2 separate regions of the Homo sapiens genome follow, and region 2 is linked to region 1. A link is a loop called in an ENCODE intact Hi-C map of the cell type or tissue named here. Cell type or tissue: HepG2. All regions are shown on one strand.

Evidence for each region. Peaks named below come from ENCODE experiments on the same cell type or tissue, not always from the same donor. Only the 100,000 strongest peaks of a DNase experiment are listed, where the experiment ranks them.
Region 2: it touches region 1 in a loop (6-fold over the local background); 7 of 110 quality-filtered maps call a loop at or near these places.

What each region holds. Positions count from the first base shown.
Region 1 is chr4:177,044,117-177,052,116 of GRCh38, reverse strand. No RefSeq gene overlaps it. Among named protein-coding and RNA genes, the nearest start is that of LINC02509, 170 kb to the right of the region's middle. In HepG2, CTCF peaks have their summits at 466 (motif pointing left) and 4,581 (motif pointing right); a DNase peak (open chromatin) is centred at 4,586.
Region 2 is chr4:176,031,277-176,039,276 of GRCh38, reverse strand. No RefSeq gene overlaps it. Among named protein-coding and RNA genes, the nearest start is that of WDR17, 31 kb to the left of the region's middle. In HepG2, a CTCF peak has its summit at 4,579 (motif pointing left); no DNase peak of the experiment used is centred here.

The sequences.
Region 1 (8,000 bases):
ACCAGGAAGAAGTCTCAGCTTCTACATTAATGGGACTAAGGCTTCATTCCCTTTTTTGAAAGTTTTCTCTCTTAGGACTAGCGCCCCTAAGTCTTTCAAGTGCAAGGTTGTGGGTATGGGAAGCAAATATTTTTGTGAAATTCTGAATCAGAATAATCTTATGAGGAATAGTAAATGGAGAATAAGGCATTCTCTTAAACGGATCATGATGCTAGCAGAAGCTATGCAGACAACGAAAGCAAATCTGTTTCGGTGCCATGTTTTTATTCCCAGAAGGGCAAACTATTGGTCCTCCCTAATCTAAGGAAGCCAAAGTCATCAACTTCCACCAGATGGCTGGATAGCAACCAATTGCTCCTGAACACCTGAAGGAATTGTGCCACGCTCGAGGCTCTGAGCCACTTTCTGCTGTTGGCACAAAGTCTCTTGTTCACCTGCTTATTGAGAGCATGCTCGGCAGTGGATGCCCCCTACTGGGCATTTCTTGAACACACAACTATCTATACACTGTGCTCATCCCAAGAGATGCAGCCCAATACTCCTTCCAAAGACCACTTTATTCTTCTCAACCTTACCAATCTTATTCTTTTCAACTGGTCAAATTATTACCCTGTATTCATTTTGCAGTGAAAATCTATACCTCAAATTATGTTTTTCTACAAACCAATGTGGACAACCAGCTATATGCTCACAATTGTTGCTATCAGGAACATTTTATTTTACAGCCATCTATCAAGGTCACTTTGAAATGAAACTATACTATATTCTATCCAAATTTTAGCATAAAAATCTTGAAAAAACCCACTATATCTTCATTTTTTTTCTCTTCAGATATCTAGTCATACTGGTTATAAAGAATTTCCTACTAAGCCACAGATTTGAGTTGAAGAAAGACCACAAAACAGCAAGGGTGGGTCTAGACACATGCAGTTTACATGCATATTCTGAACTTGCTTGGGACCTGTCTCAGACACATCAGCCCCACTTAGTAACGGAATATTACACTTGTGTTCAGCCTTATGATTTGGTGAATCTGATAATACTCAGTTGACAGCCTAGAAGATATTGCTTGATCTAAATAGTTGGGGGAAAATCCCAGTATGGTGGACAGAAATATACCAAGATCACAATAGTAGTAATACACAGCCTTTCACCCAGTTCCTAGAATGCAGGCTGTTCATGGATCTGGAGTTCATTGATTGAGGAAGAGACACTTCCTCTGAGGCAGGGTCCCATAACGCACCTCAAGTATATGCTCTAAATTTTTTTCTATGTCTTCACTAGAGGTACAATAGGTATTTACCAGGATAACTTTGAATTGGGGAATGGCAAATACCCAGATCCTCCAAAAGTTTCTCAATGCTGGCTTTGCGTTTACATTAATTTCTGCTGGCTCAACATATCACCATGGCCCATTGGTGGTGAGGGGATAAAGGGACAGGTGACTGTGGAGGTCTGGGGGGAAGTGCGGTTGGCACCCAGAGCCATCTCACTGAGGCATTGTGAGTCCCTGGAAACACCATGTGAATATTTTCCCAGTTTCTAAATGCAGAGTTGGAATAGATGTACTTGGCACCAGATGGACTTCCCAAATTGCTTGCTTCCTTATCTTGCAGAGAAAGGTCTATCTTAGAAGCAAGAAACAGTGGAAGCCTCTATGACTCCAAGGCAAAAGGGAGAAATGGAGGAATTAATTTTCTCAGGGCCTAATGAAAACTGGAAGCAAGTAATGGGGCCAGAGACAGGGAGGGAATGGAACAAAGAAGGAAGGGAGCAGGGAAAATATGCTGACATTTCTCCATTCCGGAGCTCCAGAGTCCTGTACTGATGCCTCCAATTGTGTGTACCAGCTGGAACCAGCAGGAATGAGGCCGGATTTCATGGGGTTTAGAGAGGTCACAGGGTCTACAGGGTGCCATGTGTCACCTTGGGCACAGAAGAGATTAAGGAAGGATGGAAATGGATGGGTTTGGGCAAAAAATAATAATAAGGAGCAAAATTACCGCAGATATTGGATCCCTGCCATTGAAGAAAAAGGCTAAGAAGGGATTTATTTTGGAAGTTTTTTTTTTTTAATTGGTGAACAGAACACTCTCTAAATATGTGTAATGTTGACAAAAGAATCTCCTAAGAGAGAAAAAAATATTTTTTAAAAGAAACTCAACATTACTTAAGTAGAAATCAAGTTTCTATTATGTTAGAGATTATTTCACTTGAGATTAGAGTATATAAAGGTGCTCCTGGATCAGTTATTATTAAAATATAGATTGTATTTTAGCACAGACTGTTTCTTCTTTCATTAGAAATTTATTGAGTGAAATGAAAAGTATGGTACAATTTATGTCAGATATGTGTGTAGCTTATCTTTAAATAGATTTATCCATTCATCAGTCCTGTAGATGATATGGATTGTGTATCTGTGTGTGTGTGTGTTTATATGAGTTTTTAAAAAAAGCTTTCTAAGTGAGGCAACTCTTTTATTCTGAATTTTACACTATAATTTGAGGACTTTTTTTTTTTTTTAAATGCTTTCTATCATTTGTCTTGTTGCTGTGTCTTGTTACATTCTTAGAGCATTTTGAATTGTTTTGGATGGTTTTTGGAATAGAAGCTTGCCTACAGTTCCATTTTGGCCAAAAGTTTGATTTAAGAAATGTAATTATCTAATGTTAAGTTTGTGCTTGAATGTAGTTTCTTGCTCTCCTTGTTTAGACTGAACTGGTAACTTTTAGATTAAACTTTTATTTGGTCTACTCTCTTATTGAAGAGAAAAAGTAACAACCAAAGTAATAACCTGGGAAAGATTCTTGCTTTTTCAAACAGGCAAACTACTGCTAATTTATCTAATTCGTTTGTTTTTTAAATCACAGCTAAATATACCTTCCCTGTTAAAGCCATCCTTTATTTTCTATTTCAATTGTGCAAGAAGGAGCTTGAGATCATGAAATTCTTAAAATTCAGCCACAGTTCTCTTATATTCATATCCCCTAACACACTTTCTTCCTGAGGTTTTCAGAGATGTAGAAGTTAAAAGGGCTAGGAAGTGTGTTTTCTCAACAGAAAAAGTATAGAACAGAATTGTTAGCAAATACTTCTCTATCCATAAAAATACTTTAAAACTTAATTTATCATAGCATTAAATCATATAGGGATAATCTTTACATTTTTGTGATTTATGATGCAGGGAAAAGGTCATGGAAATGTTTTGGTCAAATGTAATCTCTGGGATTCTATATCAAACTAAAAACAAATATGTTTCTAGCCAGGAAAACTCTTACATGTATCCTCTCATGAGAATCCCCACTCAAGTTATATATTGGGGAGAGATTGATTAGAATTAGAGCAACAGTTTTACTTTGGTCAAAGTGTGAGTCCCAAGATGGCCTCACAATAAATCTGACAATGTCTATAGGGCACCCAGTAGACGTCAGGTAGTTTACTAGGAAGAACAGAGAAAATATTCCAGAGTTTTCCCTTGAGTTTGACCAACATTTCCTAGGGCACTAAGAGAACTCAGTATGCCTTTATTTCTTAGTTAAAAACATATGGGTAAGAATTTTGAGAAAAGCTTCCGATGACAGAGTCTGCAGCAAAGTGAGAATTGGATTTGAGTTAGAAAGTCCAAGTTTAAGCAAGGTTTTGCCCTTACCAGCTGTTACTAAGTCTCTAAGACTTATTTTCCTGTATGTGTCCTGTGGAAAATAGGACCTGACCGGCAGTTTGCCTATTTTTTATTATAATTTAAAATAGTAATGCCTTTGAGAAATGAATTATCAACTGAGCACCCATATATAAGTGCTACATATTTCTGTTCACAAACTTAGAGAAGTAACAAAGGGTAAGAATTTGTATGAGCAACACATAGTGTTTACAGATGAAGAGATGGACACAAGAGGGTAAATAATATTGTTTAGGGTTACACAGATGGAAAGAAAAATTAAAATCTGAAGTTTTCTGCAAGTCAACTTTTAATAAAAAACTTTGGGAGATAAAGAGGATTGTAGATCAGTGTTTATTCAGAACAAGGTCTGTGAATGACCTGCCTCAGAATATGTGGCCATTTGTTAAAAATGCAAATTCGTGGGCTTCACTCAAGTAACTAGGTCAGAGTCATTGGGAATGAGGCCCATTTTTTTTTTAAACAAATTCCCAAGTGATTCATGTGCATTCTAATAATCATGAATTGCTCTTTTATAGAGAATGCTAAAGTGAGTTACATCTTGCTCTGATGAGTGAATATTTGTATGTCCTTGGAGGTCTCATTGACCATCTTGATTTTCTGTATCTTTAAACAAAAGCTAAAGATTGCTGTCATTTGCCAATCTGTGATATTATAAGGAGAAAATATGGAAATATATATATATATATATACACACACACACACACAGTATATATATTTGTCCTGGAGCTTTAAGATGAGCTGTGAGGGGGATGCACTATGCATCAGGGATGCATCTGTAAACACTGTGTCGCTCATACACATTGTCACCCTTTGTTACTTTTCTAAGTAACATACAAAATACAGCTCCTTTGATGAAGACTGCACTGTACACCGTGTGCTTATACACACCCCCCAGCAGAGGGCAGTGTGCATCCCTCTCACAGCCCTTGCTAAAGCTCAGGGACAAATTCTACGTTGAATTCCCCCGAGTGATAGAGATAATACATATTTCTTGCAGGGCATTTGTTATTTTATAAAGGAAACACAGTGTGTTGTTAAATCTTACTTTATTTATTTTCCAAGAAAAAAATATGACCCTCCCAGGTCTTCTAAAATGAAGTTTGGCACTTCTAAGTCATGTCTGTGACTCAGTGCTGAGCTTTCCGTGAGCTCCGTCCCCAGGCTTGTATCAGTAAGTCGCCAGCCTGTACACCCGGGGCCATTATGGTCCTGCGCACAACCAAAGCATTGTGCGATTTGACCCTTTCTCTATCTACCTGGGGAAAGGAAGACTACAGCATGGAAGAAACACACAAACTCTCGTGTAGTGACATCACCTTGGCTTTGCTGCCTATCAAGGCCCAATTCCTAATAGGGACTTACTGGCTGTGTGGCCTTGGGAAAGCCACTTAATATTCCTGAATTTCAGTTTCCTTATTAGTTAAATTTGAGATAAAATCATATACTTCCCTGGGTTTGAAAGGATTGAAATGACATATTTGTGTAAATTTTCCTGGCAAAAAGCAATTGATAGAAAGATATTTCCTTTCTTCTCATCCTTATTGAAGATATTCATCCTTTTCTGTGGTTCACTGCATCCCTCTCATCATCAGATTAACTGAAATGTGACCAACATTTTTGGACATCTTCAATAAAGGAGCATGTATGCATCGAGGTCCAATGAATCTCAGCTCTGCAGCAGCCAGTGGAGAATCTCACCTGGATTTCACACAGGTACCCCTGCCAGGTTTGGAATGGTAGCAGTCACCATTTCACGAGACACCAATAAGCATCTTGTACATATTGTAAGACAGAACAATTCTGCAAGGAAGAAATTGTGATCCATATTTTACAGATGGAATCATGGCTCAGGGACATAAAGGAGAGAACCAAGGCCACAGATCTAATACACAGCACACCTGGGGTTTGAACTCAACTCTGTCTTCTTCCAAAATGTACATTTCTGCTAGACCACACTGATGCTCAGTCTAAAGCCAGATTGAAAATCTTTCTTCCTCAAACCTTCTTCTTTTTAATCTATTTCCTGTGTCAGAAAATGGAATCCTGATTTGCCTAGTCACCCAAAAAGGAAATTTAGATAATCTTTGGAATGGCCTTTTTCTTATTTCCCATCTCCAATCACCAAGGCTTCCTTATTTGTGTTCTTTGTATTTTAAACATTTGTTCTTCATTGTCATCTCAGAGGCATAACTACTACCCTAGGACATTAAGAATCTCATCTTAAATGTGGAGGGCAAAAATCAATCATTTCTCTGAGTCTGGTGAGATATCTTAATGCCTCTAGAATGATCTTTCTAAAACCCAGATTCATATTTGATTATATCGCCCTTTTCTTTTCTTTTCTTTTTTTTAGGCAGAGTTTCACTCTTGTTGCCCAGGCTGGAGCGCAGTGGCACGATCTCGGTTCACCGCAACCTCCGCCTCCCGAGTTCAAGCGATTCTCCTGCCTCAGCCTCCCGAGTAGCTGGAATTACAGGCGTGCACCACCATGCCTGCCTAATTTTTTGTATTTTTAGTAGAGACAGGGTTTCTCCATGTTGGTCAGGCTGATCTTGAACTCCTGACCTCGGATGATCCGCCTGTCTTGGCCTCTTAAAGTGCTGGGATTACAGGCCTGAGCCACCGTGCCTGGCCTATATCACCCTTTTCTATATGGCCATAGTTCCTCATGTCTATCTATGCCTCAGCTTCTGACCTTCTCTTTGCATAATTTTTTGCAAGCTCATGTACCATATTCCATTTTCTACCATGTGCCTTTGATGATACTGCTTTCTGTGCCTGGCATGGATACTTCCCTTGTTCCCTTGTTGAGTATCAGCATCTACTCAATATTTGCTCAAGCACTCCATCTTTTATGGACACTTTGTTAATCTCAGAGTAGAACTACCCACTTCTCCACGCTGCCCCACTGCACTGTGGAGGCCCGACTCACAGCACCAAGACATTTGCTGTTGGTCGTTAAATGTCCCCCGTCCTGGCATGCTGCACCTTCTTTGAAGTCAAGGATGGAATTTTGTTTGTCTTTAATATCTAACGAGCAGTACAATGCTAGCAATTAGTATAGGCACTTAGTGTTTATTGAAAGAGTAAATAAATGAGTGAGCGAAGAACATACTGTTTTGTGCTGGGATGAGGTAGGTGAGGAGCCAAAGGCTTCACGAAAGGTTTATAACACAACAAGGATAAGATAAGTTCCCTGACACAGACGGCGTGTTCAGGCAAGTGAACAATGTCAAAGTTAATTGATGAGTTAAGTCTTATCTTCTTTTATTTTCTTCACTATTATTCTATGGAAATGAGAGAGTCTATTTCCCTGAATAAATCAAATTACTTTGATTCTGTCTTCATGGCTGGAAAACTGTAAGTGGACAGAGAGAGAGAGCCAAACATTACTACAAATTCTTTTGGAGATATATTATCCCACCTTCACAGAAGACTGAGGATATCACCGTGAAAATTTCCCTCACAAAGCTCTGCCTAGGAAAGCCAGCTTGGAAGATCAAGATGGATATTTATTTGTTCCTATAAAGAATACTCATTTTACTATTTCAACAAAAAAGGAAAATAAAAAAGAATACCAGAGGGCTCTGTCAAGTGACAAGGAAAACTGCTGGTTTACTTATGACTGCTTTCAGCTGAATGTTAAAGGAGCCAATTGCCAGGATGTAAACAAAGGTTTATTTTACTGACACAAATCAGTAGTTGCATTAAGGTCTCAGGGACTCAGTTTCCCTTTTCTTCTTTTTGCACCATCCTTGGCATTTGGCTTTTTGTTTCTATGGTCCTTAAGGTGGCTGCTGTGTCTCCAGGCAACACGTCTGCATTCCAGACAGGAAGAAGAGCTGAGAGCAAAGGAAACAAGCATGTGGAGTGGAATCTGCCTCTTCTTACTCTTTGCAGTTTCACTCTGTAGACTTCACCTCTCACAGGCCACAGAGATTGCAGGGAAATGGGCAGGAAGCAGCTTTTTGAACATATTAGACTCCCTGAGCAAATCGTGGTTCTTTTAGTGAGAAAGAAAGGACAGGGGAAATTGACTGCCCCAAGTCCGTGTTTCAGCTGAGCACCTCATAAGAAAGAGGAAAGCATGACTCTGCTGTAATCTAGTGACATCTTTTCCTGTGTGAGTTGATCCAAGGTAGGGATGCTGAAAAAAACGTATAACGACCCGTATGCTGACTGCTCAGGGGGCTCACAAGGTGCATAAGGTTCTTCCGTAGACCCTGACATGCAACATCCGCTGGGCTTCATCTCCCAGGGAGTCTTGTGCAGGCCTCTACAGATGTTACCCTGGATTAATGTCTGTAATACTGTCTCT
Region 2 (8,000 bases), 1.0 Mb after region 1:
TAAAGAGCTTCTCCCCAGCAACAAAACACAACAAACAAACAAAACAACTATCAACAGGGTAAACAGACAACCTACAGAATGGGAGAAAATTTTTGCAAACTATGCATTTGACAAAGGTCCAGCATCTATTAATATAGGAAACTTAAACAAATTTACAAGAAAAAAATTAACAACCTCATTAAAAAGTGGCCAAAGGACATGAACAGACGCTTTTCAAAAAGAGACATACATGTGGCCAACAGTCATATGAAGAAAAGCTAAATAACACTGAATATTAGAGAAATGCAAATTAAAACCACAATGAGATACTATCTCACACGAGTCAGAATGGCTATTACTAAAACGTCAAAAAATAACAGGTGCTGGCGAGGTTGTGGAGAAAAAGGAATGAATATACACTGTTGGCGGAAGTGTAAATTAGTTTGCCCACTGTGGAAGACAGTACAGCAATTCCTCAAACACCTAAAACAGAACTACCATTCAACCCAGCAATTCCCTTACTGGGAATATACCCAAAAGAATATAAATTGTTCAACCATAAAGGTACATGAATGCCTATGTTCATTGCAGCACTATTCCCAATAGCAAAGACACAGACTCAACCTAAATGCCCATCAATGATAGACTGGATTAATAAAATGTATTACATATACACCATGGAATACTATGCAGCCAGAAAAAAGGAATGATATCATGTCCTTTGCAGGAACATAGATGGAGCTGGAGGCCATTATCCTTAGCAAACTAATGCAGGAACAGAAAACCAATTACCACATGTTCTCACTTATAAGTGGGAGCTAAATGATAAGAACACATGAACACATAGAGGAGAACAACAGACACTGGAACATTCTGGAAGGTGGAGGGAGGGAAGAGGGAGAGAATCAGGAAAAATAACCAAGGGGGTATTAGCCTTAATACGTGGGTAATAAAATAATCTGTACAACAAACCTCCATGACACACGTTTACCTATATAACAAACCTGCACATGCACCCCTGAACTTAAAAGCTAAAGAAAAAATTTAAAAATAGAGTAAAATAAGAACTCTACAATTAAATGATTCACAATTCAACAGGAGCAATAATATATTAGGTTGGTGCAAAAGTAATTGTGGTTTTTGCCATTATCTTTAATTAATTTTGCCATTAAAGATAATGGCAAAAACCACAATTACTTTTGCACCAATTTAATAAAAATGGATGTTGGTACAATTATAATGCTGTTGTAATGGATAAGTGACTTTGGGCTGGGACTTGAACTGAAAATAAGAGTGTTCCAGGAATAAGTGCATCTGTATGTATGTGTGTGACATGTGTACACATGTGTGTGTCTGCATGTGGGAGTGAGAACATGGGGAGAGAAGAGCAGGACAGAATGATAGAGAGACAGAGATATTGATTGATTCATGATGATGTTACTAAATCACGTTATGGAAGCTGGAGAATAGAGCAGAAGATGGGGACATGTTGAGTCACAGATAACTTCAGAGGGAGAATATCCACTTGATAGAAGATGGCTTAGCATTCGAGCAAGAAGTTAAGGCGGGGGATATTTGCCCATTTATTTGTTCACTCAATAATTATTATTGGGTGTTAACTGTGCCTCAGGCATTGTAATAGAGATTCTGTTAGGGAAGTAAACACATGGATGAAACAACATGGACTATTTCTTCAGGAAATTTATGGTCCATCGAGGGGGAAGACATGTAAGCAAACATAATTCAATTATTAAGAGAATTATATTATAACAAACAATTAGATGAAAAAGCAGATATAATTAAAAGGTATGATTTACAATTTAAAAAATTATTGAGGACCCCAAAGAGCTTGGGTTTATTTGGGTAATATTGAAATTTATGGCATTAGAAATTAAAACTAATAATTTAAAAATTTTACTAAATCTCTATAAAAACAACACTAATTAACTCATTGCAAGTTAACATAAATAACACGTTTTCTAGGAAAAATACCTGTATTTGCCAAAATAAAAAAAATTAGTGAGAAGAGCAATGTTATTTAACATTTTTGAAATCTCTCTAATGAATGGTTTAATAGAAAATCACTGCTGAAGTCTCTTATCTGCTCTGCATTCAATCTGTGGTGATATCACGCACATGAGCCCTCTAGAAAACTATAGTGAAAGAATAAGAGAAAAACACAGGCAAATGATGCCTTAGTATTTTTATGTGAAAAAATGTGATGTTATGTAAATGATCTCTGGAAACCCAGCCATTCGTGGGTCTCACTTTACACACCACTAGTCTACTGTGTAGACTTGTCCTATCACCAGTCTCAACCCAACTCTTCAGCCTGCTCCCAAAAGCATCCAACAAATCCGTGCCCACTTCAAATCAAAGGTCTCAAACACTAGGTGCTCTGTGAACAGAATCAACTGGCAGTAAATCCCTTAATACCAAAAGCTTAGTGTGCTGATTTTCATAGAAAGTGAGGGGCAGAAGAGGCTCTGTCTCACTCTCTAGCTGGGCTTGTGGGAAGAAAAACCACAGAGAGAATTACAAAAAAAACCCATACCCCTGCAAGAGGAGGAAACACAGACAACAGGCCTACACTTCCCAGGTGCCTGTGACTTACAAATGAAAGTCCAGTGGTGGTGGGGAATGCAGAGTATTATGTCCTTAGCTCTCCTCTGAGAGTTTGAAGAACTCTCAGTGTAAATACAGAGGTTAGTTGCATGGTTAAAACAGATAAAATATTATGTTTCCAGATTTCCATTTCATAGAGAAATAAACTCATGTACAATGTAAAATATGGTGACTCTCTGAGCCATAATGTGACTGGACAGGACTAACGTAAATTTTCTAGTCCAAGAGTGAGTGGAGTAGAGCCTCAACCTAGTGAAAATAGAAAGTAGATTAAAATCAGAATTGGAGAGTATTACAGCTAAGTATAATATAAAGTGGGATGCAAGGAGAATTGTGACCTGAAAAATGAAAGAGATATTTTGGATGGAGTAGTCAACTATGAGAGACAGACTCCAAGGAGGAGTCCACTGGCACTTCCTTCCTAGTTTAGACCCACTTCTTGGTGAGACTGCAGTCCTTCAATCCATGGGCCAATCCTAACTGGATAATAGTCCACATTATCACCCCAAACTAACTTAGATCTGACTCAGCACAGTCTTAAACCCAATTTTTTCTCTGTAGGCCTAATAATGAGATAATTTATAACTCAAATCTGAAATCTCAAAGGTGACAGCACTTGGACTTAAGTCAATGGAGAACAATAAATGAGCGAGTTTGAGAGTTTGGCTTGAAGCTTTTGCTCAGAGGTAGAGAATCTGTATCTGGTTATTTCTGCTGGGAAAAATATATCAAGGATTCACTTTGTAAGTAACGAGGATGGCCTCTGTAACTTCTCCACAAATGCCTGGGGAGAGACACACTGAAAAATGTAAAAAGGGTAAAGTCTGGAGTTGCCATGGTTGTTTCAGAAAAAAGAAAATGAATTTTAAGCCATAGACATATGTTTGGGCTCCAGGTTGTCACTTTCTAGGCTTGTGGTGCAAGAAATTTACTTAACTTCTTTGAGCTACAGTATCCTAATTTGTGAAGTGTGAAAAATGGTACCTATTTTACGGAGTTATTTTAAGGATTAAATTAGGAAAGGATATAAATGTGCTAGGACACAGCTAGTGTATGGTAGGCAATCAATAATCATTATTATGATTATAATTTAATATACACTTTATATAACTGAGTTTTATTTCTAAAGGGTGGATAAAATATGTATTTTTATAAATAACTCAGTTTAATAGGGGATAAATAATTTCTTCATTATGAAGTAAAAGCAATTTTTTTGGGAAAAGATAAAATAAGGTTATAGTAATATATTGTTCTGTTTAGTTAGTATTTAATATGTGTGTTTCTCTTCTTAGGCTAATATAACATATCCCCCCTTTCAGATAATTTAAATAGGAAATCTTGTAACCAGTGTTTTTGAAACAAGGGCTATTTGTACCCAAATTGTCAAGGAGCTTGTTAAAAATTCAGTTTCCTATACCTTCTGAATCGGAACTCTGTGTTGCCCGGTTGTCTAAATTAAAAAACAAAAATCTGACTAAACGCAAACGCTTAAGTCACTCCAATAGAGTCAACAGCTGCTCCTGATTAGCTCAGGACTTTCCTGGTTCCAGTACTGAAAGGCCCACCTCCCTGCTCCTTGGAAATCCCTCAGCCCCACTAAGAAAATGTGGGTGCCAATAGCAACAGTGGGTAAAATTTTCTCCACTATGTGAGCACATAACATGGCCTCACAGCGTGGTAAGGTACATTTACAACATAGTTACAGAGAGCCTCCTCCACATGTTTAATGCCAAAGGAGAAACTTTAAGTGAAGCATATTTCATTACAAATAGAAAAGGAAAATTTACCTGAAGAAAAATTGGATTCACTTAAAGGATCTGCTCAAACCATGATGGTTTGTCACCCAAGTAGCTAGTTACTACAAAACAACATAAAGAAATAAAGAGATTTAAGCCACAATTTCATTAGCATTATATTTTGTAAAAAATCAACACCAGTTTGCTTTGCCAATTAACAATTCATTCCTGTGGTTAGGCTGACCTCTGGTGGGAATGTGATTTCAACTACAATTATTTGAGAGCAGATTCTTCAAGTGAATCAGAATTTTCTTTAGGGTTTTAAATCTTCATTTTCTATAAGAAATGAAATATGCTTCACTTAAAGTTTCTCTTTGGCATTAAACATGTGGAGGAGGCTCTCTGCAACGCTGTAGATGTATCTTCTCATGCTGTGGGGCCTACCGGGTATTCATATCGTGGGAAAAATGTTATCCACTGCTGCTATAGGCACCCACATTTTCTTAGTTATTACTAGAGAATATCTTCTTTACATGAAATCCATAACAAGATAGGTAATTTAAAATTTAGTCTCTAAGCACTGGTCTTATTTGGTGTGCCCTTGCCCCTAACTTACCTTTCTCCCAGATTTCTATGTGTGTTTTTCTTTTCTTTTTCATTTTTTAAATTTTACTTTAAGTTCTGGGATACATGTGCAGAACGTGCGGGTTTGTTACCAAGGTATACATGTGCCGTGGTGGTTTGCTGCACCTATCAACCCATCATCTAGGTTTTAAGCCCCACATACATGCATGCATTAGATATTTGTCCTAATGCTCTCCCTTCCCTTACCCCCGCAACCCACGACAGGCCCCCGTGTGTGATGTTCCCCTCCCTGTGTCTATGTGTTCTCATTGTTCAACTCCCACTTATGAGTGAGAACGTGCAGTGTTGGTTTTCTGTTCTTGTGTTAGTTTGCTGAGAAGGATGGCTTCTAGCTTCACCCATGTTTCTGCAAAGGACATGATCTCATTCTTTTTTATGGCTGCATAGTATTCCATGGTGTACATGTACCACATTTTCTTTATCCAGTCTATCACTGATGAGCATTTAGGCTGGTCCAAGTCTTTGCTGCTGTAAATAGTGTTGCAATAAACATACATGTACATGTGTCTTTATAGTAGAATGATTTATAATCCTTTGGGTATATACTCAGAAATGGGTTTGCTGGGTCAAATGGTATTTCTGGTTCTAAATCTTTGAGGAATCGCCACACTGTCTTCCACAATGGTTTAACCAATTTACACTCCCACTCCCACCAACAGTGTGAAAGTGTTCCTATTTCTCTACAGCCTCGCTAGCATCTGTTGTTTCCTGACTTTTTAATAATTGCCATTCTAACTGGCGTGAGATGGTATCTCATTGTGGTTTTGATTTGCATTTCCCTAATGACCAGTGATGATGAACTTTTTTTTTATATGTTTGTTGGCTGCATAAATGTCTTCTTTTGAGAAGTGTCTGTTCATATCCTTCACCCACTTTTTAATGGTTTTTTTTTTCTTGTAAATTTGTTTAAGTTACTTGTAGATTCTGGATATTAGCCCTTTGTCAGATGGATAGATTGCAAAAATTTTCTCCCATTCTGTAGGTTGCCTGTTTACTCTGATGATAGTATTTTTGCTGTGTGGAAGCTCATGTGTTTTTCTTTTGCTTCCTTCAGGTCTCTGATGAAATGTTGTCTTATCAAGGAGATGTTCCTGACCACACTATATGGAATAGCAACTCTTTCCCTGCTACTTTCTATTATTCTTATCCTGTTTTAGTTCTCTTTTGCAGCAGTCAACAATACTTGATATATATCTGTTTATCTATCTTCCTATCATATCATATCTATCTATCTATCTATCTATCTATCTATCTATCTATCTATCTATCATCTAACTATCCATTCCTCCACCCATTCATCTAATCTGTTATTTATCTATCCATCTCATCTATTATCTATGTGTCTATCCACCCACCCATCTATCCATCCATCTAATCTGTTACCTAACTGTCCATCTATCCAATCTATATTATTCATCTGTCAATATATCTAATCTATTATCTATCCATTCATGTAATCTATTATCTTTGTATCTATCTATCCACCCACCCATCCATCTAATCTATTAGCTAACTATCCTTCTATCTAATCTAATCTGTATCTATCCATCCACCTAATCTATTTTCTTTTTCTTCCTTTCTTTTCTATTATCTATCTATCTATCCATCTATCTATCATCTATCTATTCATCCATCCATCCATCCATGCATCCATCCATCCATCCATCCATCCATCCATCCAATCTAGTATCTCTCTATCCATCCATCTAATCTGTTTTCTATCATCATCCATTTCTCTCCTATTTCTCTTTCATTTATCTATCTTCTATCTATCTACCTATCTCATCTGTCTATTTCTCACTATTCCTACTAGAATATAAAGGCAGGGACTTTGTTTATATTGTTTACTGTTATATCCACAGCATTTAGGACTGGATTTCTACTATGTACTTATTGATGCACAAGACATATTTATTAAATGAATGAATGTCCTTTTTAAATTAACATAATACCCATAATATCCAATCTCTGAAAGACAAAGAGCAGCCAAATACAATACTTGAGTCCTCGCAAAGAAAGTTTTAGTTAAAAGAAATCACACTACAGGCAGTCCTTTCACAAGTAAATGACCCAGTTACCTAATTTCATGAAGTAGAAATAGAGTAGTAATAACATGTGTCATTCACAGGCCTGGGCAAGCGAGCAGCAATGCTGGTTGTGATGATTGTATAAGGCCCCAGGCACGAGGGAGGAGGTGTTAAAGTATCTCTCCAGAGTAGCCTCAGGCTGCATATAAATTGGGTTGAACAGGGAATCAGGAGATCAGGGCTACAGAAGCTGCATTAATCTTCAGGTTGACTGGATGACAAAAACAGGAAAAAAGGATATAAGGTGAGCGGCAGGAAGATTAGAAACTACTCAGAATACCAAGTGCTGTGTTGGTTTGGACAAATTAGAGAAGCACTTCTGTAGTAGAAGTTGCTTAAGGACTTATTAGCAATGTTAATGTGACCAAGCTACCTCTTGCTTCATAATTACACTTCATAAATAGATGAGAACTTAATCCATTGTAAAGTCATACATCCCATGGTAAGCACTTAGTATGTGTTAACGGCGGTTTGTTTTTTTTATTGCCGTTTTTGTTTGTTTGTTTGTTTTTGTGAGACAGGTTCTTGCTCTGTTGCCCAGACCGCAGTGCAGTGGTGCAAGCAATGCTCACTGCAGCCTCGACCTCTTAAGCCCAAGCGATCCTCCCACCTCAGCCTCCCCAAGTAGCTGGGACCATAGATGTGCACCACCAAGCCCAGCTAACTTTTTATTTTTATTTTCATTTTGTAGTTACGGGGTTATCCTATGTTGCCCAGGCTGGTGTCAATATCCTGGGCTCAAGTAATCCCCCCGGCTTGGCCTCCCAAAGTGCTGGGGTTACAGGCATGAGTCACTGTGCCCAGCCTTGTTTTTGTTGTTGTTGTTGCATACAAGTGGTCCTGTTACATTAAAATATCACATATGATTGGTATAATTCATGATGTCAGAGCTTTAATTAAAAATGAATCCATTCTGTATGTGCCTCAC